Linked DNA regions of Homo sapiens: region 1 is linked to region 2. Evidence: chromatin loops called from intact Hi-C (ENCODE). Cell type or tissue: Calu3. All regions are shown on one strand. Links, peaks and the distances in the headings refer to the core of each region. The heading gives the core; the rest is flanking DNA. Region 1 overlaps CCSER1 (coiled-coil serine rich protein 1). Region 2 overlaps CCSER1 (coiled-coil serine rich protein 1).

Region 1 (9,251 bases), core at 2,087-7,086, 140 kb before region 2:
CACATACTGAAAACAACTTAATTGTAATTTTAAAAAATGAAGTTTACTATATGTTAATTACTTCTCAATAAAGAATATTTTAATGTTATGAAAAGCACATTATTCCTATTTTAATTTCCACTAAAGTTGATAAGAATAAGAATTTAAACAAATGGGAAAAGATTCCATGCTCATGGATAGGAAGAATCAACATCATAAAAATGGCTAATTTATAGATTAAATGCTATTTCCTTCAAACTGCCATTGACATTCTTCACATAATTAGAAAAAAAAACTCCTTTAAATTTCATATGGAACCAAAAAATAGCCCATATAGCCAAAACAATCCTAAGCAAAAAACAAACAAACAAAAAAACAAAGCTGGAGTCATCATGCTACCTGACTTCAAACTAGAATACAAGGCTACGGTAGCCAAAACAACATGGTACTGGTACAAAAACAGACACATAGACCAATGGAACAGAACAGAGATCTCAGGAATAAGATGGCACATCTACAACCATCTGATCTTTGACAAACCTGACAAAAACAAACAATGAGGAAAGAATTCCCATTTAATAAATGGTGCTAGGAAAACTGGCTAGCCATATGCAGAAAACTGAAACTGGACCCCTTCCTTACACCTTATACAAAAATTAACTCAAGATGAATTAAAGACTTAAGTGTAAAACCCAAAGCTATAAAACCCTAGAAGAAAATCTAGGCAATACCATTCAGGACATAGGCATGGGCAAAGATTTCATGACAAAAACATCAAAAGCAATTGCAACAAAAGCAAAAATTGACAAATGGGATCTAATTAAAGAGCTTCTGCACAGCAAAAGGAACTATCATCAGAGTGAACAGACAACCCACAGAATGGGAGAAACTTTCTGCAATCTATCCATCTGACAAAGTTCTAATATCTAGAATCTATACAGAACTTAAATTTACAAGAAACAAAACAAATAACCCCATTAAAAAGTGAGCAAAGGACATGAAGAGACACTTCTCAAAAGAACACATTCATGCACCAACAAACATGAAAATAAGCTCAGCATCACTGATCATTAGATAACTGCAAATCAAAACGAGAATGAGATATCATCTCATGTCAGTCAGAATGGTGATTACTAAAAAGTTATGAAACAACAAATGTTGGCAAGGCTGTGGAGAAATAGGAATGTTTTTACACTGTCAGTGGGAATGTAAATTAGTTCATCCATTTTGAAAGATAGTGTGGTAATTCCTCAAAGAACTAGAACCAGAAATATCATTTGACCTAGCAATCCCATTACTGGGTATATACCCAAAGGAATATAATTCATTCTATTATACAGATACATGCACGCATATGTTCATTGCAGCACTATTCACATTAGCAAAGACATGGAATCAACCTAAATGCCCATCAATAGATGATAGACTGATTAAAGAAAATGTGGTACATATACACCATGAATACTATGCAGCCATAAAAAGCAATGAGATCATTTCCTTTGCAGGGATGTGGATAGAGCTGGAAGTCGTTATCCTCAGCAAACAAGAGGAACAGAAAACCAAACACTGTATGTTCTCACTTAAAAGTGGGAGAAGCTGAACGATGAGAGCACATGGACACAGGGAAGGGAACACCACACACTGGGGCCTGTCAGTGGGGTAGGGGAAGGGAGAGCATCAGGATAAATAGCTAATGCATGCAGGGCTTAATACATAGGTGATGGGTTGATAGGTGCAGCAAATCACCATGGCACATGTTTACCCATATAGCAAACCTGTACATCCTGCACATGTACCCAGGAACTTAAAATAATTTTTTTAAAGAATAAAATAATTTGAGAGGTAAAAAGACAAAGTGAACAAAGGAAATAAATGTCAAAAATCAGATGGGCATGCTAGTAATTTATTCACTTGGTTTATCACTCAAGTGAACACTCCTTCTCACCATAATTATTTTGACTGTTAGCATTTTAAAATATATTCATATTTAGTCATGTTTTGTTTGGTTGTATTCATAATGGTCTATTGGCTAAATAACTATTAAAATAGGTAATAAGAAACATAAGAATCTGACTTTTGAAATAAAAATGTGTCAAATTTAAAAATTATGATAGTTTTGCAATTTATCCTTAATGATGTCAATGATAAAGTACAATAAAATTATTATCTAGTATTATTTTAATAAAACCATATGTGATATGTGATGATATAATGAAATTTCTATAATATTGTTCATCTACAAGTGCTTTCTGTTTCTTATGAATTAAAGGCCAGCATAACAATTAAGACACTCAAATGTTGTTTGTAGGCAACATAAGACTAATCTTGTCTGGGATAAGTCCTATACCTCCTATTATGCTTTCATTTCATTCTGTCAACTTAGGAAATTTTAGAATTTTTTGGAAAATGGTCAATAGGTGGAAAAAAATCAGATTAGGGAAAACAATTAGTACCTGGTGCTTCCACATTTTACAGCATAGTTAATAAAGTTTCACTTAGATACAACAATTCTTTTGACTCTCAAATGTATACCCTTTTCCCAAAAATAAATCATGTATCATCCTAGGCTAAAAGTTTAATAGTAATCTGCCATACAGTATTGTGTCTGTTGTACTTTCATATTTCTTGAAACCATACTTACAATTTTTCTGTGACATGTAGTCCTTCAGTTGTGATCCTGTGCATTTATAATCCAACACTTCAATGTGATTTAATTTCTATTGATAAGTAAATAAAAAGGACTTATGTATGCAGAGTAGACAGTAATAAAAGAATATAAGAATCCTCTCTGAGATAAATCCAATGTGTTCATGCAATTTAGTGGTACTTATTAAACTCCATTATACCCCGCCAATGACAAGGATTCAAGAAACTTTTGAAAATAGTTAATATAATCATGTCTCCATATTTAACCACTAAGGAGCTAGAGAAAAACTACTGAACTTTATGTTATAGCAACCTTTTCTGTGACTTTTAAGTCATCTGGATATAATTATTCTCAAGTTCTGGTCTAAATTGTAAACTTTATTAAAAGTTTTTTTACGCACATATTAATCTTAATAATATTTTAAGAGTAAACATGTTTGATTGATTCCCCAGAGCCTTTGTGTTCCGGGCTTATGAGTAAAAGTTTAGATACTGCTCCTTTTAACATTTTTTAGCTCAAAACAAATAATTTCCAAAAGACCCCAGACAGGAACACATATCCACAAGCCAGTGATTTACCATGCTTTAAATTCATCAAAATTAACAGTATTTTCTTCACTGACATTTCTCACATTTATTCTAAAAATACACAGATTGAACCACAGTTCAATAATTTACTTTATTTCTAATATTTTCTCAAATTTCCCTTTCTACAGCACATATAGCCATTGAAAATATGGAAATCTTTCTTTTTTTCTTTTTTTTTTTTTTGAGATGGAGTATCGCTCTTTCTCCCAGGTTGGACTGCAGTGGCACCATCTTGGCTCACTGCAAGCTCCGCCTCCCGGGTTCACTCCATTCTCCTGCCTCAGCCTCCCGAGTAGCTGGGACCACAGGCGCCCGCCACCACGCCCAGCTTATTTTTTCTATTTTTAATAGAGACGGGGTTTCACCATGTTAGCCAGGATGGTCTCGATCTCCTGACCTCGTGATCCGCCCGCCTCGGCCTCCCAAAGTGCTGGGATTACAGGCGTGAGCCACCGTGCCTGGCTGCAAATCTTTCTTATACAAGTTTCCCACAAACAAAGATTTAAAAGTAAAATTTTTTTTAGTGGAATTCAATAGCATATTAATTCAAAATATTATAATTTATTTCAGAACACCTAAATGAAAATGCAGGCTATAAATATATTTTGATTTTAAAAGCATGGCCAATGACGGTCTGCAATTTGAATATATGTTAAGACTACATTAAGTCATCTCATTCATTTCTCAAATACTTATTAAACTCCTACTACAAGTCAGGCACTGTTTGGAGCACTTGTGTGTCAGTGAAAAACAAGAGTAGATATGTTTTCTATATTCATTTTACCACAAACAAAAAAGAAAAATAAAACTGAGAAATTATTTCATTCTTTAACAATGATGAAACAGATTCACATTAGGTCTGTGATGGCAATAATTAAGGATGGCTTAATGATGAATAATTGGCAAATGAGACCTGCTGCAGTTAGAAGAGGTCTTTTAGTGCTTCAACTTCATCAACTCCACCAGGGGGTGGTAATGGAGTACTTCATAGGATTGTGGTGTGATTAAATGAGTTAAAATACCTGAGGCTTGGAAAACAAGAAATGCTGCTGCTGCTTCTTGTTGTTGATGATATTATTATTATATGCCAAGAATATGTTTGATTTAATTTCATTAATTTTCAAATTTTTTTCACTTAATATAGGATGAAATGAGCATGCTCTACACTATGTATTGTAAGGATAAATAATAATTAAAAATGAGAGGCTTAATTCTTCCTGATAAAACAAAGGAAGAGAGTTGTCCTTCCCTTTTCTCAGAGTATTTACTTTAGGAAACTTGTAAGTACTTTCTCCTCTCTTTAATAAGAAATCTTTTTAAAACTAGGTAGTCCTTTTGTCAACTTCATGTTCCAGGAATGCTTTCCTCAAAGCCCTGGCAGTCCTCTCCTTGAACTGTAAACATCAAAGGAGTTAGCACTCCTGTATACCAGTTTCTGTGGGAGGACAGGAGCCTAACTTTGGTGGACACCTTGTTCTAAGTCGCAATACAATCTTTTATCATTAGTAAGTTTTATTTTTCCTTTGTCTAAAGCCAATTAACTAACACAAATGGACAACCCAGGTAAATCTAAGATGAACTGTGTATGATAAGTGATGCTGTCAATTGTGCTTACTTAAGAACCAGTTATTATTTATTTTGAATATATGTAAGTAATGGGTTTACTTGGCTACATAAAAGTGGGAAATTCTCATGTTTTAATTTTTCATTTCATGTTTCTTTTATGACATGCCCAAATTGAGTTCTCTTACTAATATATAATTTAGTTAGTAGTTTCTTGTTGATGTTGTTATCTAACACAAATGATGAAAGATAAAAGGTAAAAATAATTCTAGGAAAAAATAACATGTTAAAAGCAGAAGTATAGGTACAGAAAAAAGGAGAATAGGGCAGATAAGTATGTGAAACTACAATTTTTATGCAAGGAGAAATTAAAGTTATTGATAAACATAAGGAATAAGTGAAAAGATACAAATAAATACCTGTCCTATTATATTAGGGGTAATAATTAAAAGAATATGAATGGATTATGTAACTCTTTAAATTAGCAGAAGTAAATGTAAAATGTCAAATGGAAGACAAGAAATGTGAATAAATAGATAATAAGATGGCAGAAACTATCCTAATATATTAGTTACTACAATAAATGTAAATGGTTAAACCAATTACAATTACAGATTTTCTAACTGGAAAAAATAAGATTAATGTTGTGAACATAAGCAACATTTAAATCAGAAGGAGGCTTAAATCAACAACAACAAAAAGGAATGGGATCATAAATAAAAAGAAATTCTAGATGTTAATTTTCTAATCAAATAATTATTTAATGCAAAAGAAAACAAGCAAAAACTATCCAAGTGTCTTGACAATGTGACATGTTATATCCTAGTAAAATAAAAATTGATTAATATAATATTTTCAGCTTGATATACATCTAATAATATAGGGTCAGACTATATTAATATAAATAGAACAACTAATCTATAATTATTAAGGGCATTTAATATATCATTATCAGAAACTGATAGTCCAGTAGAAAAAACATAAAAGGTATAGAAATGTAATGAATTTCACAATTACTTCAAACTAACAAATAATAATTGTAAGTATCTAACACTTTTTCTCAGGCACTGGGTAAGTACCTAACATACATTAATTCATTTAATTATCAGTTCAAATCTTAGAAATCACCACTAAATAAGTTATTCATGTAACCAAACACCACCTGTTTCCCAAAAAGCTTTTGAAATAATAATAAAAAATAACTGATGGAGTGTTTTATTGTTATCTACATTTTTCATGTGGAAAATCTAAGCACAAAATGTTTGAGTAAGTTTCCCAAGGTTGCTCAAAAGAAAAGGCAAAATAGTTTTATAATCAGTTATTCTGAATTTCAGAGCCTATGCTATCCTTTACATTCCTGTTCAAAGCAAAAGATATTTTCAAGCACCCATGAAACATTCACAAAAATTGACTGTAGTCAAAGCTACAAAAGAAGAATCAATAAAATGAAAAAGAACTATATTATTTACTATGGTCTCTGGAAAAAATAAATGAAATTATGAAGAATATAGCTTAAGACTTCACAACAAGAAAATGAGAAGCCAAGTCATATACCAGGAGAAAATATTTGCAGATGTATCTGGTAAAGGACTTATCCAAAATATATAAATAACTCTTAAAACTCAACAATAAGAAATCAAATAACCTGATTTTAAAGATGGGCAAAAGACCTGAGGAGATAACTCATAAAAGAGGATCTAGAGATGGCAAGTAAGCATATGACATGATGTTCAATATTATGTCATTAGGGCATTGCAAATTGAAACAACAATGAGATACTACTACACACTTAATAGAGTGGCCAAATCCAAAACGCCTACAACACAAAATGTTGATGAGGATATGGAATAACAGGACCTCTTATTCAATGCTGGTGTAAATACAAAATGGCACTGCCACTTTGGAAGACAATTTGGCAATTTCTTAAAAAACTAAATATACTCTTACGATAAGGTTTAGGAATTGCACTTATTGATTTTTACCAAATTAATTGAAATATATATGCACTCAGAAACCTATACATTGATATTTATAACTGCTTTATTCATAACTGCCAAACTAGGAAGTAATCAGGATGTTCTTCAGTAGATGAACAGATAAACTGTAGCACATCCAGAAAGGGAACATTATTCATCACTAAACACAAATGAATGAGCCACCAAGCCATGAAGAAACATGGAGGAAATTTAAATGCCCATTACCAAGTGAAAGAAGCCAATCTGAAAAGACTACATAGTATATTATTTCAATTATATGACATTTTGGAAAAGTAAAAACTATAGAAACAGTAAAAGGATCAGTGGCTGTCAAAGATTAGGGGGAAAGGAGAGATGAATAGGCAGACCACAGAGGACTCTTAGAGCGTAAACCTATTCTGTATGATATTAAAATGGTGGATAATTGTCATACGTTTGTCTAAACCCACAGAATCTGCACCACCAAGAATGAATGCTAGTGTAAACTATGTATTTTGGATAATGATGATGTATCAGAGTAGGTTTATTGATGGTAACAAATGTACCACTGTGTTACAGGATGTCCACAGTGGGGTGGCTGTGCACGTGTAGGGGCAGGGATTATATGGGAAATCTCTGCACCTTCTGCCTAATTTTGCTGTAAACTAAAAAGTGCTTTAAAAATAAAGTTGCTTAAAGTGAATAAATCTCCACATATCTGGAAACTTCAAAATACATAGTAACTACATAGTAATCAGAAGAAAACAAAACCCCAAAATACTAATTATCTAAATTTGTGAATACAAACATCAATTCCCTAAATGAAAATGTAGTGCATTAAATTAAATAAAATATATCTTGAAATTAAATAAAATGCAACAAAATGAAATGAAACATAACATTTGACCCAGCCTTTCCATTCATGGGTTTAAGCCTAGAGAAATTCCTGCATAAGTATAGAAGGGCACATATACCAGGATGTTATCTTGGCATTGTTTGCAGTAACAGACAATTGCAGGTGATCTAGGAGAGTGGAGACAACATTATTAACATAATAAGTAAATTATGCTGGATATGTACAATGGATATTGTACATGGTTGCATGTATAAGCAATATGAAATGTATAACTGTATTGTAGTTATATAAATTAAGCATTCAGAACTTATTTAATGGGACATATTTTATGTGATACATACTCATCATAACACATTTATCAAACTTATGAGAAAAGTGCATAAAAAGAGAAGTGGATATTATAATAAACATGATAAGAAAAAGAATGGCATGAGGATAGTGTGCCATGTGCCATCAACAGAAATATGATCAGATAATTCCTCTGCACCTAAGGTGACTACAAAATAAAAAAGAGAAATAAAATTATAAAGTTTATTTAGATAAATAAACCTATTAATTATTACTATTTTTAATCCTCCAGGAAAATTAAGAACATAATATTTATCAATTATTATTACACTTATTTAAGATGGAGAAAGAGAAGTGCAGAAAAATGTACATTCTCAAGGTCACCCTGAAAATTAAAAAAAAAAGCATAAATAGAACAAAGACGATGGATAAACTCAGGAGTGATTTTCTATCAACTACACACCATTTTCTCTTATTAGAGTAAATATAAAGGGAAAAATGTTAGGAAATAAAAGTGTAAAGTTATCCCGGAGGGATAATATACAGTGTAACTAATTCTTCCTTTTCTCTGTACTGGCAAAAATTACTGAATTACTTTCCAGCTAAAGAAGAAAGGAGAAGTGAAATATCTAAATTTTCTTTTACTGATTTTCTTCAACCTTTATTTTGCAGCAGAAATGGATTTCTCATTCTGAAACCAGCAAAGATTGTCATTTTGCCTTTCTCACTCTGACCTTGGGTCGATTTTCTATTTGCATATTCCATCTGAACCGCTGTATTTCTCAATATCAAGGGCCGGATGCACAGCGAAGCTGTGCTTCTTAATGTATCATCTGTTCACAGTGGTTTTGCACAATGGCTATATGTTGCTTGGAGATGCACAGTTAATTGCAGTAATCCACACAATAAAGTGTAATGCTCAATACTTAAATTACCTCTTTCACATGTTAGGGTTGGGGAGGATTGTGGGGCAAAGATACTTCTAGAGGTTAAAGAAAAATTCACACAGTTTTTCTTTAAATAGTACATCATAAAACATTAAATATCAGTTCATTTAGTCTTACTGGTCCTGTCACTAATAACTTTTTAAAGATTGATATAATAGTGAATACTATACATCTGTTTTGTCTTTTTAAAAAACAAAGTCAAACTGAAGAAAACCTATCCTATCCTAATTTCGATTTTAATACACGTGTTCCTTATCTCTAGCTTTAAAATCTCTTAAAAATTAGCATAGATTACTGAACACGGTAACTCCTTTAAAATATTGTTTATTATAGCATCCTTCAAAAACTCTTGTAAAGCCATAGTTATCATTTCATAATCAGAAGAATCAAATTTAGCTCTTTTATATGAAATGTTAAACATTACAGATT
Region 2 (9,251 bases), core at 2,040-7,039:
CCAATTCAATTTAACAAAAATTTATTATGAATTAATCTGCTAGACGTAAACTATAGGTCTTTTCTTCAATGATTTTATAGACTTGTAACTCAAAAGCATTACGCTAGAAATATGGGGTCCAGATGACAGTATTTTATCTACCCTGTTTTTTTGTTTCTTTGTTTGTTTTGTTTTTGTTTTTTGTTTTTTGAGGAAATGACTCACGAATGAAAATTTGTAAGAGAGTTTCTTGTGGACAAAAAAGAAAAAGAAAATGAGGCAAATGAAGATCCCTTGGGAGCCTAAGCCAGCAATCCAGGATGGATACAATGAGGGTCTGAAACTGAGCTTGGATTGTTTGTTTAAAATGTTAAGGGTAACAGGCTTTTTCAGGAGTTCACCCTGTATTCAAGGAGTGGTACATGTACATAAATACAACATGAGACAAAATAGTAAGAGGTAGAGCAGAGGGAGAACATGGCAAAGCAAGTAATTCTGCTTTTTGAAGAGAAACAGGATGAGCTTTTATTACTAGTAGTTTCACAAAGACAGTTATATTTGAGCTAGGTCTTAGAGAATCAGATTTTACCTACTTAGAAAAAACAAAAAAAGGAGGAAGATGAGGAAAATGTATTCACGGCTCTGCATACTTGTAAAGTTTCCACTCTAGATGCCATCTCAATCTATATGCTCTCTGTGAGCAATCACATAAACTCAGATAGCCTTAGCCCCTACAAGCCTTACAACCATACTTCCTGCATTAATTAGCATTAAACTGTGAGTAGTAGAAAGGGTAATATAAAAAGCAAAATATTTTGGACTTTAAATAAAATATGTTTCTTTCTTATACATATATAAACTAGTAAGGTGGCTGTGCTCAAAAAAAGTCTTCCAATATCTGGACTCAGAGATCCTACATTGTGTGTGTGTATGTGTGTGAGGAAAGAGCAAGGAATAGAAGGGTAAATGAAACAGACCATCAATAACTTAAGTGAGCTTTCAGCCCCATACTCCTACTCACATGGCCACATGGCTTCAAGGTAATCTTCACTCTCAGACACTACAGGCTCAGCTAAAATATCTACTACTACCAAAAAGGGGAAGAATTGTTTCTGGAAAACAACTACAATCTTTGCCATAATCTCAAGATCGTTTTCTGGGCCACCAGTCTAGAATTTTCAAGGCATTCTATCTCTCTGACCTTATCTTCCCTAGATTCCTTCTCTGCAGCCACACTTGACCCCTTGCAGTCTCTCAAATATGTCCCTTCCGTGCAGGGCCTTCATTGCTTTCTTTTACCTGCCCACATATCCTTATGGTTTTCTCCCTCAGTTTCTTCAGATATCTGCTCAGAGAGGTTTTTTGTAACCAAGATTGTAAAATAGCGCCAAATACCCTCCCCATTTTATTTTTCTTTGTATATTTTTGTACCACCTCATATAGAGTATACATTCATTTAATTGCAGCCAACTTTTACAATATAGGGTCCACAAAAGCAGGAAAGTTGTCTAGTACAGTAGTTAGGCCATAGTTAGGTGTTCAATACATATTTTTTGAACTAATGCATAAATATCTAATGGTCTTCATAGCAAAAACACTTCCGTATCTCAAAGACATGTCTTCAAACTAAATTAATTAGTGTCTTCATAGATTTCGCTCTTACTTGCTAATATAATGATTATTCTCTACTTGCAGTCTCTGTTAATAAGTCTCTCCCTCCACTCTTTGAAATCCCAATGGAAACATATTGACTACTTCATCTCCATTATAACTTACAGCTTTTTATTTCTCACATCCTGTCTATTCTACCTCCACAATGCCTGTCACATATTGTTTTACTTTCATCCATTCCCATTATTATTACATTAGTTAAGACTCTAATCATCTCCTACTTCAGAAAGTCTTTCTGTGTCCAAAAAAAATTTAAGTTAACTAAATTTAAAAGCTTCCAGCTGATTCTTTTTCTCTGCTTTCTCATGCCTCCAGTCCATCTTTCTGCTGTTGGTATTTTCTTCCTAAAGTAAAATTCACATCATGTCACCTTTCTTCATAATTTGTGCTGGACCATAAAAGGAACCAAAATTCCTTAAACCTTTGAGATTTAATGAATACCTTAATATATGTTTCTGTGAAATTAATGACCAAGAATAATAATAACAAAACACATCCTTTAGCTAATAAAACATATATGTGAAATATTTATTTCTGGTCTAGCATCTGCTAGACTAAAAAAAAGGCCATTTCCTCCCCCTCTGTGATAACTTTGGTTTCATCTATTTAGATTTAACTCTTCAAGACCTTATTTAAATACCTACCATCTTATGAAAGCTGAAGAATTTCATTGACTCCAAGCTCAGCTTTTTATCTCAAAGGAGTTCACATAACTACACTGTCTAAATCAGTCTTCCTGGCATATTCAAAATCCTGGCTCATTTATAACCTCCTCCATCCTATTACTGATTTGCATTCTTAACTACAGGTAAGAGAAAACCAGTGCAACCTAGCTTTCAATAGACAGGAATTTGCTGGCTCATATAAATGAGACATCCAATAAAGAAGAAAAGTTGGAAAAAATGTGTCAAATGTAGCATCCTTTCTCTCTCTTTCTCTCTCTCTCTGTTTTTTCACCTAGGCTTGTGCCATAAACCTTCTTCTACATCAGTTACTGTGGTTATGGCTGTCTTGTTGGCTGAGCTCGAGCTATAGGGTCTATCCTTGGACACAAAGGATGGAAGGCATCCTATCCAAAACACAGGGATCTGGGATTGGGGAAGAGATGGGTCTCTTACTAGGAGGCTGGCTTAATGGGTAAAAATTACAGATGTCTACTACAATCATTAAACATGAATGGATGCATAATGTACTCAGATTTTTTCTTGTACAGTTGTATGGACCCCAATTTTTTTTTGACATTTGAAGGTTTGTGTCTTAACTATTAGTTTTATTCCCAGTTCATAATGTAGTGAATAGCATTTTATAAGAGCTCTCTTAATGTCTACACAGTTTAAATCAATTTTTAGTAGATCTTTTTTTCATATTATTTTTATGCAATCATGTGTTTACCAGAACAAATCTGGAAGAAAAATGGCATTGGTATGCTCATTTGCAGACTCGGGGAACAGAAGTATCTTTCCCACACATCAATTTTATAGCATAGCAGAGTCAACCCTAAAACTCAGGATTTCTAAATACTCTTTCAATTTCAAATTTTGAACTATATGGTGCCACACTACCATTAATCATAATGAATGTTATTTCCCCCCTTAAAAATAGCTTGGATTGTGGGATGAGACGCAACTGAGTTTGAATCTCAGCTTTGAAATTTTATAATTGTGTAAACCTAACCTTGCAGGGATAATATTGACCCTCACCTTAATATCTGTTTGCCAAAATAAAAGAGATAATGCAAGTCACACTTGGCACTGTGGCTGTCACATAGATGGTGTTCCTTTAAGGCTTTCTATCTGCACTAAAATTACCACCACCACCTCTGCCACACCACTGCTGGTATTCCTATGACAACTGCTCTTGTTAACGATTACTGCTGGACGTGAAATTATGCACCAATACTCAGCATCATGTAATTTTCTTAAAAAAAATCAAAATTATGTTTGCCTTTGTTTCACTACAGCAACGCAAGATTGCTTAGCCCTTTTTCAATATCCTTTTCTCTCCTGAAACCCCTTTATCAACCAAATTATGAGATCTGAGATACTAATCGCTTGAGATATTGTTGTTATCTTCTGTTAATAAGAAGCAATACCTCACAAGCTAGTTTGAATTTACCTAAAAATGAAAATTAAACTACTCTAAAATAACATTATGTTCATATAATTTTAATAGGTAGCAGCTTTTGCCATCATAAGTTTATCAGTCACTGTTTTCCACATGAGATTGAGGTAAGAGAGAGACCCTCTCATATTGTTTTACGTTGCTTTATACTCAGTACCTGTTTTAAGGAAAAACAACAAGGAAGTAAAACCAAAGACAGGCAGCCTGGCGCCAGGCCTGAAACCAGGCCTGGGCCTGCCTGGCCTAAACCCAGTAGTTAAAAATCAACTCATAACTTAGAAACCAATGTTATTCATAGATTACAGACATTGTATAGTAGAGCATTGTGAAACTCCCTGCCCTGTTCTGTATCTCTCTGACCACTGGTGCATGCAGCCCCTGTCACATACCACCTGCTTGCTCAAATCAATCACGACCCTTTCATGTGAAATCTTTAGTGTTGTGAGCCCTTAAAAGGGACAGAAATTGTGCATTTGGGGAACTCGGATTTTAAGGCAGTAGCTTGCCGATGCTCCCAGCTGAATAAAGCCCTTCCTTCTACAACTCGGTGTCTGAGAGGTTTTGTCTGCGGCTCGTCCTGCTACATTTCTTGGTTCCCTGACTGGGAAGCGAGGTGACTGATGGATAGCTGAGGCAGCCCCTTAGGTGACTTAAGCCTGCCCTGTGGAGCATCCCTGAGGGGGACTCCAGCCAGCCTGAGTGACGTGATCCAAAGAGCGCTCCCGGGTAGGAAACTGCCCCAGTGGAACACCTCGCCAGAGCAGCGCACATAGCAGGCCCCCGAGGAGGATTAACACAGTGGCTGAACACCAGGAAGGAACTGGCACTTGGAGTCCGGACATCTGAAACTTGGTAAGACTAGTCTTTGGAACTTGCCTCACTCCATCTGAGTGGAAGCGTGGCCTGATCACCCACAGCGTGCCTGCATTGGCACTCTTGTTCTGGTTTTGACTTGACTTGAATTGCTGGATACTTTGGTTTTGGTTTTGACTTGGCTGGAATTTTTTGATACTTGGATTTTGAATTTCATGATTTTGGTTTGGTATAAACGGTAGAAGTGTGTGTGTGCCCTCTTTACCTGTTCTTTGTCTTGTGGTATGTGTGGTGTGAGTGTGGTATTTTGTCTCGGGAAAAAAAAAAAAAAAACAACGTGGGTCAGGCACAAAGTAAGCCCACCCCACTGGGAACTATGTTAAAAAAAAAAAAATTCAAGAAAGAATTGAGGAAGCCTGGACAGGTCCCTTGTTTCAAAGGTATGGCACAAGGTAACCTGTAAGCCAAAGCACCCAGACCAGTTTCCGTACACAGACAGTAACAGCTGGTTTTAGACCCCCTTTCCTCCCCACAGTAGTTAAAAGAACAGCAGTATAAGCAGCTGGCAGAGGCAGCAGAGAGAAAAGGAAAGACCAGCAGAGAGAAAAAAAGGCCATCTAAACCAATTGTAAGTTAATTTAGACTAAACAAGGTCTTATTAATAGCAAAGGATAATTGAAATCCCAAACTTACAAGGTTTTCAACAAAAGTGAAGTTTGCTAAAAGTTAACAGTGTAACATGTATTATGGTAACTTCTAATCTTGTGGCCTTAGTCCCAAAGACATAAAGAAAGTTTGCTTTAAAAAAAGGAATGGTTATCTTCAAAAAAAAAAAAAAAAGGGGGGGGGGGCAGGCAGAATTTAGGTAAAAAGAGTGTTATATGGTAAATTCTTGTCCTGAAATAAATTAACTGGTTGTTTAAAGAAAAAAAAAATGTTTGTAATAAGTCAGAAAGTTGAGACATGTTGAAAAATTGTCGGCGAAAGTCATGAAAGAAAAAATGTTATAAAAATTGTATGCAAAAAATGTTGTATAATTTAAAAGTAATAAGGCCTCCTGAGTACCATTAAAAAAAACAGTTTATGTGCGAAGTGTATAAGAAAAGTAAAATATACCTTTGGTAAAAAGATTATAAAGGGGCATAATAATGTAGATTTTTACCTACATTAAAAGGTTAAAAAAATTATTGTTTTAAAAGTTTAAGCAAGCTTTAAAATGTTAATTATAAAGAAAATTCTGTGTGTAAACATATTAGCTAAAGTTAAAAAGATATCATCCAGTTTTTCTGTGAACTGGACATTAAAGTAAAAATGCAACAAGTTTTTCTTAAAGCATCAACCTGCTCTTTAACAAAAATTATAAAAGATTAAAGAGTCTATAAAATCTTACCTTATGGTCAAACATGAAAAATTGGATAAATATGTCTACAAGGCTTTATTAAAATTAAGTTTAACATTAATAACACACTAATATAAAGGTAAAATTTAACTTATCTGGCATAAAAATCACACAAGAAGCATTATTAAATATAAAATGGTGTTTAGCTTTCTTTGGTCTAAAAACTAATAAAAATAGGTGCTAAAGGAAACATTCATTTTACTAGAGGATCAAGAAAGTTAAAGACTTAAAACAAACTTCGGCAGTTAAGACAGCATACCAAGATACAAATGCCTGGATGAAATGGATCAAATATTCCATCCGCACGTTAAACAAAGCAACTGTTATGCTTGTGCACATGGCAGGTTGGCAGGTTAGAGACCCTGATTGTCCCCCTTCCACTAAGGTGGTCCTTCAGTCGACCAGGCGTGGGCTGTATGGTAGCTGTTTTCCAGGATTCTACAGCCTGGAGTAATAAGTCATGCCAAGCTCTCTCTGCTGTATCCTGAAGTCCCTGCAGGTCATCCCCGAGGGCCATCCAGCTTCCGTCTCCCAACACTAAGTTCACTTCTTGTCTCTCATGGCAGGGGAGGAGACTTAGCATTCCTTGGAGACCTGAAGGGATGCAGTGATCTTAGGAATTTTCAAGAGCTTATCAATCAGTCAGCCCTTGTTCATCCCCGAGTGGATTTGTGGTGGTATTGTGGTGGACTTTTACTGGGCACTCTGCCAAATAACTAGAGTGGCACTTGTGCTTTAGTCCATTTGGCTATCCATTTCACCCTGGCATTTCATCAGCCAGAGGAAAAAAAATAATAATAAGACATCGTAAAGCAAGAGAAGCCCCTTATAGGTCTTTCAACTCTCACATCTATTTAGATGCAATTGGAGCCCCACAAGGAATACCAGATCAATTTAAAGCTTGAAATCAAATAGTTGTAAGATTTAAGTCAATATTTTGGTAGATGACAGTCAATAAAAATGTAAATTAGATAAACTACATCTATTACAACCAACAGCAACGAGCTTTTCGTAAGTTAAAAAGAAAAACGCATGTCGGCCCCAGCCCTGAGGCTACCTGACCTGACAAAACTCTTTACACTCTATGTGTCAGAAAGAGAAAAAATGGCAGTTGGAGTTTTAACCCAGACTGTAGGGCCCTGGCCAAGGCCAGTGGCCTATCTCTCAAAACAACTAGAAGGGGTTTCCAAAGACTGGCCCCCATGTCCAAGGGCCCTGGTAGCAACAGACCTGTTAGCACAAGAAACAGATAAGCTAACTCTTGGGCAAAACCTAAACATAAAGTGTCCCCATGCTGTGGTGATTTTAATAAATACCAAAGGACACCATTAGCCAATGAATGTTAGACTAACTAGATACCAAAGCTTGCTCTGCAAAAATCCCCACATAACCATTGAAGTTTGCAACACCCTAACCCCACCACCTTACTCCTGGTATCAGGGAGCCCAGTGAAACATTAACTGTGTAGAGGTGTTAGACTCTGTTTATTCTAGTAGGCCCAACCTCTGAGACCACCCTTACACATCAGTAGACTGGGAGCTGTACGTGGATGGGAGCAGCTTCGCCAGCCCCTGCAAAGTGACTCTAAAGAAGATGACAAGCCCTGCTCCAGTCACACCCGGAAGCTGACTGGTCCACGCATGGCCGATGCATCAGAAAACTCATTGTGGGACTCATTTTCCTTAAAATTTGGACTTTTTCAGTAAGGACGTCAACTAACCTTCGTCAGACTGAGAACTGTTCCCAGTATATACATCAAGTCACTGAGGTAGGACAAAAAATTGCTACAGTCCTATTATTTTATGGTTATTATAAGTGTACCAGGACTCTAAAAGAAACTCGTTTGTATAATGCTATTCTATCCAAGGTATGTAGCCCAGGAAATAACCAACCTGATGTGTGTTATGACCCATTTTAAGCCTCCCACGATCACAGTTTTTAAAATAAAATTAAGGACTGGTCCTTTTCTAGGTGACACAAGTAAGGTAATAGCTAGAACAGAAGAAAGAGGGGCCCCCAAAAATGTAACCTTAAAATTTGACACTTGTGCTGCTATTGATAGTAAGCAGCATGGAATAAGATGCCGTTCTGTAAACTAAAAAAAAGTTAAACAGTTAAAAAAAAAAAGTATATCTGTCAAAAATCATATTTATGTGAGATGTGTCAATACTGGTCTTGTGTCATTTAGGCTACTTGAAAAGAGGATTAAAAAAAGATCTTGTTTGGCTCTGCAAAGGAAAAGGCAGCCCCTCCTGCATGAGTGGGAGCTGCAACCCTTTAAAATTAGTAATCACAAACCCCTCAGACCCAAAATAAAATAAAGAAAAATATGTATCATTAGGCATTGATGGAAAAGGACTAGATCCTAGTGTAAACATCCTAATGAAATGGGAGGTTCAAATACGCTCTCCAGAACCAGTATTTCAGACTTTCTGTAATAAACTAAATGTGCCAGTACCAGAGACTCTAGGAAAAACCAGAAATTTGTTTTTGCAATTAGCCGAGCATGTAGCCCAGTCTCTAAATGTCACTTCATGTTATGTTTGTGGAAAAACTGTAATAGAAGATCAATGGCCATGGGAAGCCCAATAATTAGTTCCTACAGATCCAGTTCCTGATGAATTCCCAGCCCAAAAGAACCACCCTGACATATTTTTCGTCCTAAAAGTCTCAATTATTGGACAGTATTGCATAGCTAAAGAAGGAAAAGGATTCACTCATCCTGTAAGGCGGTTTAGTTGTCTTAGGCAAAAGCTGTATAATGGTACCACAAAAACAGTTACATGGTGGAGTTCCAATTACACAGAAAGAAATCCATTCAGTAAATTTCCAAAGTTGCAGACTATTTGGGCCCACCCAGAATTCCACCAGGACTGGACGGCCCCACAGGGTTATACTGGATATGTGGACACAGAGCTTATGCTAATCTGCCTGATCAGTGGACAGGTAGCTGTATAATTGGCACCATTAAGCCATCTTTCTTCTTACTGCCGATAAAAACAGGTAAACTTCTGGGCTTCCCAGTCTATGCTTCCCACGAAAAATGAAGCATAGCTGTAAGTGATTGGAAAGATGATAAATGGTCCCCTGAAAAAATCATACAATATTATAGACCTGCCACTTAGGCACAAGATGGCTCAGGAGGATATCAAACCCCCATCTACATGCTCAACTGAATCATACGGTTACAAGCTGTTTTAAAAATCATTGCTAATAAAACTGGTCAAGCCTTGACTATTCTGGCCCAGCAAGAAACTCTAATGAGAAA

What was found. A loop is a pair of places that touch in the nucleus more often than their neighbours do. Peaks named below come from ENCODE experiments on the same cell type or tissue, not always from the same donor. Only the 100,000 strongest peaks of a DNase experiment are listed, where the experiment ranks them.
Region 1: it touches region 2 in a loop (2.4-fold over the local background); 1 of 110 quality-filtered maps calls a loop at or near these places.

The regions. Positions count from the first base shown.
Region 1 is chr4:91,497,487-91,506,737 of GRCh38, reverse strand. The region is part of intron 10 of CCSER1 (coiled-coil serine rich protein 1); the gene reads right to left. Among named protein-coding and RNA genes, the nearest start is that of LNCPRESS2, 780 kb to the left of the region's middle. In Calu3, for the core only: a CTCF peak has its summit at 4,172 (motif pointing right); a DNase peak (open chromatin) is centred at 4,197.
Region 2 is chr4:91,354,061-91,363,311 of GRCh38, reverse strand. All of the region lies in intron 10 of CCSER1 (coiled-coil serine rich protein 1), which reads right to left. Among named protein-coding and RNA genes, the nearest start is that of LNCPRESS2, 920 kb to the left of the region's middle. RefSeq lists an enhancer at 4,015-4,174. In Calu3, for the core only: no CTCF peak of the experiment used is centred there; DNase peaks (open chromatin) are centred at 4,061 and 4,511.